2 separate regions of the Mus musculus genome follow, and region 2 is linked to region 1. Evidence: chromatin loops called from intact Hi-C (ENCODE). Cell type or tissue: left cerebral cortex. All regions are shown on one strand. Links, peaks and the distances in the headings refer to the core of each region. The heading gives the core; the rest is flanking DNA.

The links. Hi-C counts contacts between places; a loop is a spot of excess contacts. Peaks named below come from ENCODE experiments on the same cell type or tissue, not always from the same donor. Only the 100,000 strongest peaks of a DNase experiment are listed, where the experiment ranks them.
Region 2: it touches region 1 in a loop (2.6-fold over the local background); 5 of 42 quality-filtered maps call a loop at or near these places.

The regions. Positions count from the first base shown.
Region 1 is chr4:9,527,951-9,532,349 of GRCm38, reverse strand. It overlaps Asph (aspartate-beta-hydroxylase), which reads left to right. Exons shown (of 24, transcript NM_023066.3): 16 at 285-435; 17 at 2,328-2,464. Among named protein-coding and RNA genes, the nearest start is that of Asph, 140 kb to the left of the region's middle. In left cerebral cortex, for the core only: a CTCF peak has its summit at 1,862; a DNase peak (open chromatin) is centred at 1,866.
Region 2 is chr4:9,279,563-9,283,961 of GRCm38, reverse strand. Clvs1 (clavesin 1) reads right to left here. Exons shown (of 6, transcript NM_028940.2): 2 at 1,950-2,574. The coding sequence starts at 2,404. Gm11816 (a long non-coding RNA gene) reads left to right here. Exons shown (of 3, transcript XR_881109.3): 3 at 1-4,399. Among named protein-coding and RNA genes, the nearest start is that of Gm11816, 5.6 kb to the left of the region's middle. In left cerebral cortex, for the core only: no CTCF peak of the experiment used is centred there; a DNase peak (open chromatin) is centred at 2,363.

The sequences.
Region 1 (4,399 bases), core at 148-4,147:
AGTCCTGTATGTCTAATGTTCCCAAATGTTATTATGTCTGTCCCCATCAGCCCTATTGTTGTGATTGTATAGTCCTCTTCCTCGTCTGTAACTTAGCAGCAGACTTTTCTTCCTGTTATTGAAACAACAGTTGTCCTGCTTTCTTTTGTTTGTATCATTTGATAAAGAAAAGGTCAATTGTCTTTTTAAAAAGCATGTCTAAAAGATCACTGTCATTGGATCTCTGGGGGAAATGACAGGCATTGAGGTAATGGCATATTGATCCATCTGGGGGCCACCTCTAGTGTGAAGATGACTTGGCAGAGAAGCAGAGAAGCAATGAGGTTCTGCGCAGGGCCATCGAGACCTACCAGGAGGCAGCCGACCTGCCTGATGCCCCTACAGACCTGGTGAAGCTGAGCTTGAAGCGAAGGTCGGAACGGCAGCAGTTTCTAGGTGAGAAGCTGAGCTTGGTGATGGGGGAACATGCCTGCCTTCAGTGGCAGCCACATGGTGCCTTCTCAAAGTCAAGGTGCCTGAGAAGAAGCCTGCCTTTTGCCTTGTCTGACTTAAACACAACTTCTCTTTATTTAACCAATCTTAGCCTCAGTAATTGTGTGCACCCTCATGTGTGTGTATGTGTTCGGTTGTGTATGGGTGTGTCTGTCTGTTCACACACAAGTGCACTCATACGTGTACAGAAGCAAACATCTATGAATGTCTAGGCCAGAGGAAAACCTAGATGCCATTTCTCCTTATTTTTAAAGACAGGATCTTCACTGGCCTGGAGCACTTCACATAGCCTACACCGGCTGACTTTCTAGTCCCAAAGCTCCGAGTCGCTGCCTCGCAAGCACTGGGATTACATGCCTGCGCCAGCATATGTGGCCTTTATGCTTGGTTTCTGGGTATCACATGTCTTCATGCTCACAAGGCTGGCCTGCCTTCCAGTCATTGAGCTTTTCTCAGGCAAGCATATAAGCTCACAGCTCCTGAGGAAGACACTCAGTGTTGTCTTCTAGTCTCTGTTCACACACCCACACATGCATATAAACGCATACAAAGTCACTGTGGATTTTTACATTAATTTTGGGAGGGTTTTTTTTTTTTGAGAATTTGTTAAAATAATTATTCAACTTAGAGTTAAACGGATTGTCTTTGGTTCCCTCTTAATTTTTATACCAAAAGATTCTCTTGCCTCCCAGCCCGAGATCAAGGTCTCTTGATCTTGTGAAGATGTCTCACCTTCCACAGAAATCCTTTAGTTTTCAGTATAGTCTCTTCCGCTGAGGTGAGAATGAGACAGGGTAACGTGAGAAGGCTCTGAGGCAACTGGACAGGGATCCTGAAATTGCAGAGTTATGGAGTTTCCTCACAGTATAACAGGGGATCCAGACAAGGTGTGGAGGAACAGCAGCAGGTGTCTGCAGGAGGTACCTGCACCATTGGCACCATTGCTGTCTGCACCAGAGAGGGAAGCACTGCCTGGGAAAACCACTCGGAGTCCTGACTGGAATAGCATTACCCAGCAATGCGACACAGACCCTGGAGTGAACGGGCCAGATTTGCTTATGTTAGCTAAGCAGTAGCTGTGTTCCCTGGCTGAACTGCACCTGCCTCCTCATAGTCCCCTTTGTAGGCATTAATCCCTGCACGGTAGGTTTTTCTCTTATTTATTTATTTATTTATTTATTTATTTATTTATTTATTGCAAATGCTAGTCTTCTTAGCACAGCCCCGCCCCCATTTGCAGTTTGTGTTTCCAATTTGCAATTGTGACAATGAGCAGTGACAGTGGGCCCAGACTCTTTCTGTCTAAGCCTCCAAGTGAACAGCAGCTGGGCTTTCCTGAGCCATGTAGTGCACCATAGCCTGTTGTCCACCAGAGGCTCCCATAGTACTGGAAAATGTCTCCTCTGCTCGGTCTCTGCCTCCTCTGTTAGAGAAGGCATGCACAATGAAGCTGGTGCCATGGCCCTCGGTGCCCATACTGACAGCTCGACCCAAACTCAGGCTTTCTATTATCTATACTCCATCTAAAATTTCAAAGCTAATAAAACAAAATTGTTTCACCTGAATTGGTAACATACATTTATATTCTCAAGAACATAAGATAAAAAAAATGTAAATGTGAATTGACTCAGAAAATACTATGTCTTTACAATTTATGATTGATCTCGTATTTAGTATCTACATAGAACAATTACAGATAGCATTATAGCTATGCTACTCAGGACTTACTGATCTGTTCATAGAGGATGTCAGATGTAAGTTGTTCTTCAGGATCTGCTAAATCCTCTCTTGTGGTCTGTATTCATAATACTTTTAATCCTATTTTCCAACACTAGGTCACATGAGAGGTTCTCTACTTACCCTCCAGAGACTAGTTCAACTGTTCCCTAGTGATACTACCTTAAAAAACGACCTTGGCGTAGGATACCTCTTGTTGGGAGACAACGACAGTGCCAAGAAGGTTTACGAAGAGGTAAGCACTGGTGTATTTTGAGCCGCACTGAGTTATCTGTAGACAACTCTTAAGTGCTGATTGAAAATGACATGTAACATACACTGTGTTCTGTCCTCTTTATCTTGAATGAAACAGCATGTACGTGATTATGGCTAACAATCTGGATTTAACTCTCCCGTTACTTTCTCTGCCCTTCACTCCCTGTTGGAGCCCGAAAGTCACATCTAGCACAGGCTGGCTTCAAACTCATGGTAATCTTTCACCTTCAGCCTTTCAACTGCCACCATGACCAATTTTCCTTACTTTGTTTTTCTTTAGTGGCATGCCTCTATTGTACAGAGCAATGGGTCCCATAAAGACTATTAAGTATATTGACCATATTCACCCCTATATCTTGATTGGAACGATTTAAATTTTAATTAATTTCTATTTGAGCTTCATTTTTATCAGTCTGTATTGACAACTTTTTAAGGGTTTTTGTTGTGATAGGAAAAAGAATGAAGTCAATAAATGTAAATAATATACTATTTTCAAGTGTTGCAGTATGAGACTCTCAGGCAAAAGTAGTAGATTATACCATTGATATTCCCATATTCTGGCTGAGATGGCTTTCAAAGGATTTCTGCTTTATAGTGGACATTTTAATAGATAAGCTCTAAGTCACAAAGCCTAGAAACTGGTTCCTTTAGGCAACAAGGGAGTTTATTTGGCGTAAAGCAAACAATATGTCGAATGCACTTTGAAGCAGGAAAAAGCTAACCCCTCTGTAAAACAAAGACAGACGAGGGTCCTCGTTCTTTGACTTGAGCCTCTGGATCAGTGGCTTCCAAGCTGCCGACTTTACATTAAATGCTACTTCAGTGAGCTAGGATGTGTCACAGAAGGGTCTCTTCTGTGTTGGAAACATCGTCAACAGTAGCAGCTTCCCCCTCAGCCTGCTCACAAAGAGGCACTTGACTCTGTTGCTCTTGGTGCTTAACTGTAATGTCATTGAATTTTGAAGCTATTGTCTTTCTACCTTTGTCATAACTTTGATTGTTTTTGGGAGATCAGAAGTTTGGCCTTGGCTTTTTATGACATCATTAATACATGCATGGTGGACTGAGACTACAGCATTGCAAATGTGTATTGTATAGAAAAGACCTGCACTAGGCTATAACGTAGTCCCTGTGGGACAGGGTGTCAGCTAACATACCCAGTGGCTCCTGTCCTGCAGGGTTTGGTTAAAAGAAACATTATGTGTCATAGTGATTTAGGATCAGGTGAATGTAAAAATGAACAAACCATTGGAGACACAAGATGGAGGTCTAGAGATCCTTCCTACGTGTATGTCTCCTCCTTCCCACACTGTCTTCTTTCTTCTCCTTGTAAAATTCACTCTTGTTTTCCAACTCTTTCTTTTCCTTCCTTCCAGTATCCTTCTCTCATCCCCCATTTCAGTCTAAAGAGCGCAGTGAAGTTCATCCTGGGAGCCAAGCACAAGCGAGGTCTCAGGTCTCAGCAGGCTTCGAGCTCATTTTGACCAGCATCTAACTGCATTTCCCTCTCCTACCTTCTAAAAGTCTTCCTCGAGTACACTCGTCCCATCTCAGAAACATGGAATGTTTTTCTTCACCTTGAAAACCAATATTATGTTGTTGTTTATTCACCCAGGACTGCATTCTCACTTGGGTGAGCATACTAGGATGCACAGAGCTTTAGATATTGCCCTATCACACAACTGATTGGTTTTCTTTTAAAAGGAGCCTTCATACATTGAGAGTAATGTGTGGCACTCCTCTGTTTTTGCCTCTTACTTATAAACTAATGAGCTGTGTTTCCCTAACCAAAGTTTGGCCTGTTGTGTTTATCTCTTTTCCCAAGGTCATTTCAGAAACTAATACCAAGGCTTCACAATGATTTTTGAGTACATATGTGAAAATCAGTTCATGATCCTACTTTTAGTTTTAGGGC
Region 2 (4,399 bases), core at 200-4,199, 250 kb after region 1:
TGGATGGATGGATGGATGGATACAAAAATCCATCCATCATTCTTATCAGTGGAACAACATAAAGCAAGGCTTACCATGAACTGCAATGTGAACTTGATAAACATGATTTCTATTCCACATCGCTATTATCGGTTCAGGTACAGATCTGACTCAAGTCTAGGCTGATTGTGTGGAGACATTTGTGTACTTTTCCAGAGCCAGATGGTCCTGCCTTGATTTATCAACCAGGAAATAGCCAATGATTGTGAAACCTCCCTGGACTTCTGATATTCTTAGAAAAAACAGGGGCATGAGGCAACGGAAAGACAGACCAGAAGTTCTTTTAAATGGCATTGGTAAGGTTTTGGTATATTTTTCCATTATGTCTTCCTATGAACATAAAATTTTTATCCACGATATTGTTGTGAAAGTCCCAACCACAGTGGGCGTTCTAGCAAGTGGCTCCTTTCATTTTTCCCAATCAACATTGATAGTTGTGCTACCCAGCAAAGAGATAAACATGCAAAAGGCACCATCTTCCCTGATCTCATGACACACGGTGACGTTGCATAGCTGGGCTATGACAACTGGCTCTGAAGTCACATAACCAGGACACAACTTCCATTCTGGCTTCACTAGCTATGTGACAGTGAATCCAGATCTGTACCTTCTCATATTCTTGTACCATGAAGTATGAGAAATGGCAGTAACCTTTATAATTTGAAGGTATTGGGTGGCTAGATGAGATCATACAAATACCCAGTAGAAGATGTGGTAAGCAAACGCTGACACCATTGCATACGCCAGTAAGATTTTGCTGAAAGGACCCTCATATAGCTGTCTCTTGTGAGGCTACGCCGGTGCCTGGCAAACACAGAAATGGATGCTCACAGTCAGCTATTGGATGGAACACAGGGCCCCCAATGGAGGAGCTGGAGAAAGTACCCAAGGAGCTAAAGAGGTCTGCAACCCTATAGTTGGAACAACAATATGAACTAACCAGTACTCCCGGAGCTCATATCTCTAGCTGCATATGTAGCAGAAGTTGGCCTAGTTGGCCATTATTGGGAAGAGAGGCCCCTTGGTCTTGCCAACTTTATATGCCTCAGTACAGGGGAATGCCAGGGCCAAGAAGTGGGAGTGGGTGGGTAGGGGAGTGGGTAGGTAGGGTATGGGGGACTTTTGGGATAGTATTTGAAATGTAAATGAAGAAAATACCTAATGAAAATTTTAAAAATTGAAAATAAAAGAAAATGTGGTAAGCACCAAAAAGGTTATCTGATGAGCAGTGTGATCTTACATTTCTGTTATAATTGTTTTCACAAAACAATGTGAACGAAAACTTGATCGTTAGCCATGGGGGCAGTGAAGTGAAGATACTGGGAATGATTTTTAAAGGAAAAGGTGGAGGTGGGTGGAATTTGGGAAGAGGTCAGATAATGGGACCAATGCCAAAGATGATCCCATATTTTGGCATGAGGGACTAGGTAGAGAGATGAAGACAGATACATGGGTATGTAGAGTCTGGGGCTCTAAAAAGGACATTTATCAAGGGAGTTCATTTGTATGAAAAATCTGCCATACAAAAGAGGAGGATATTAAAGTTACAGAGAGCATCCACAAAACTTATTTTGTATGGAAACCAATCTAGAGAAGCTGGGGTTTTTGTACTGTTGTTGCTTAAGGAGATAATGTCAAAGAGAACAGATTGCCCTTTTGGAACATCAACTTTGGATTTATTAAAATAATTGACCCAATTTGATGAGTGAAATGCCTACTTCTAAAGTCCAGTGCAACTCAGAGGCTATAGTTCTCTTGTAGTTTTGCTTTTGGGTGACATTACATCAAGGTCCTAAAACCTCCTTGAGGGCATGTGGAATGAATTTTGACCTATGAAGCAATACAACCCCAGCATGCACTGATGATGCTATGTCAAAGCAAAGCCAAGTAAAGACACTATCTACATTTACCTACTCTGATCCCAATTGGCAGCAAACAGCAAGAGAATCTTCCTGCCATAGTGGTCACGATTTTCCAGCACTCCGGGGAATCCGTCGATCAAAGCCCTCTTAATCCCGGGATCATCTGCCTTAAAGTTTTTGAACATGTCCAGGTTCAGCTGGCGGTACTGAAAGTACTGGGCCAGGAGTCTGAAGGCATCGGCTTGGTGAAACTTCCTGGCTCGAAGAAATCGCAGAATGAAGGCATCATCTGTACGTAAAAACCCAATGTCTGGTCTGGTGATGATCATGTCTCTGACTTGTTGAATGTCCTGATGTAAAATATCTGGGTTTTCATTCAGTTCCAGACGAGCTTTTTCTATAGTGTCTGGACTGAGCCCAGCCTGCAAATGCGTCATCTTGGCCAAATCTCCTTCCCAAGTGCTTAAGCTCTGAGGTGAGGGAAGAACAGAAACTGGTCCCATTCACATGGAAGTGTGCTGAATCCGTGGCCCATTCGATGGCTCCCCTACAAGACTGCTCCCCAAACAGACGGGTACAGAGTCTTCTTTCTGTCCTTGGAGAACAGCAGGACATTCAGGCCCTATGTGGTGGTGGCCATCCAAAAGAGGAGGGAAACCGAAGCCATTGCTTACTGAAAAACAGATGCACACAGGAGAAACAAGAGAGAGAGAGAGATGAAGCAGAGAATATCCGGGCAAATTCATTGAAGTCTAGATAGAAGAGTTCATTGAAGTGTGGGTCTGATGAGCATATACCTTGCAACTAAGCACATATAATCCTTAGATAGGACATTTGGCCGTATTATTAACAACTTGAATAGTTAACATACAAATATTTGAAATACATTCACAAAAGTTTTAGTTACAGTGAGTGACTCCTTAAGATAATGGTCTGTAGTCAGATTAGCGATAGAGTGATTTTTATTAATGAATGGTTTTGTTGTTGATGATGCTAAAGCATGCTTATGTGGCTGTTCATGGGCCTAAATACAACAGAGATGTTATGGCTGCTATACAATTGATTGGTTCCCATTAGCCTCATTTCTCACACAAGTATCCCAGACATAAATATGTCTCTCACATTTTTTAAGGGCAGCCCTTCGCGGCTTGAGACTACTAAAGGTCACCCTAACCTAACCCTAAGGTGCCTAATTAATAGCAAGCGTGTTTCCACAGGCTAGGTTATGCCAGACAAGTTCAGGGCTGGAAGCTTGACCTTCAGGAAGGACATTTTGAGCCATGAGAAAGGTTTGCAGGCTCATGTGGAACTTGTGGTTTTGACTTCTTCCTGTCCTGCTAAGAAACCACAGGCACCCAAGGCTCTCAATCTGCTCTCTACCTCACCCATATGGACTTCTAAATCTGTCCATTTGCTATAAATTTTCTATTGTCCTCAGCTACTGTTTTACAAAGGAAAAGAAAAGAGTTTTGATTATCATCTCATTTCTCCTGGTAAATGATAAACAAAAGAAGAAAATCACCTGTATTCTTTGAATCTTTCTTTGTATACTTGATCCAAGATATCTCTACATTCACCATTCTCTTAGACAGTCTGATCAACATCTTCTCACCAACATACCAAAGATGGATGTATCATTGTTATAGAAACATAGGCACTAATGACACAAGCAAGAGTCATCTGAAAGGAGGAGCATCAAGTGAGAAATTCCTTTCATAAGCTCAAGCTATAGGCAAGTCTATACAGAATTTTCTTAATAATTGATGCAGGAGGCCTAGCTCATTGTGGGTGGTGCCACACCTAGGCTGATAGTCCTAGGTGCTATAAAAAAACACACTGAGCAAAGCATGAGGAGAAATCTAATAAGTAGCACCCTTCCATGGCCTCTACATCAGTTCCTGCCTCCAGGTTCACACGTTCTTTGAGTTTCTGCCTTGGTTTCCCTCAATGGACTGTGGTTCAGGATACATAAGGCAAATAAATCCTTTCTTCCCCAAGTTGCTTTTGTCCATCGTGTTTCATCAATAGTATCAGCAATAGTAACCCTGGCTAAGATAGATACTAACAATGATGATGCTGGAACAAACAAACTGGAAGGATACCAAGCAGTCTAGACAGTATTGAATGGCACTCATGTTGCTACATACAAAAGTCAGTTTTCAGTTTCCATTTTCGGTGACATCCATTAGTATTGGACACCGACCTTTTCCTCCTTAGACCATCTTCTCCTTCCCTCATTCCTTTCTCTGTCCACAGGCCCTGGCCATCCCTGCCCCCTGCATCTTGTTTCCCCTGCTCATTCTGCTCCCTATGTGCAAGCCAATACCACAATCTTCAGGATCCTGCCCCATGATCTGTCTACCTGCAAGCAAACAACTCCAGTCCCTAGCCTTCTTCTGATCTCCAGGCTCCTTCTTCAGTTGCCCACTGAGCATCTTCCTGCAAATAACCTACAGATACAAAGATAGTATGTTCAAAACTGAACTATTCATAGTTCC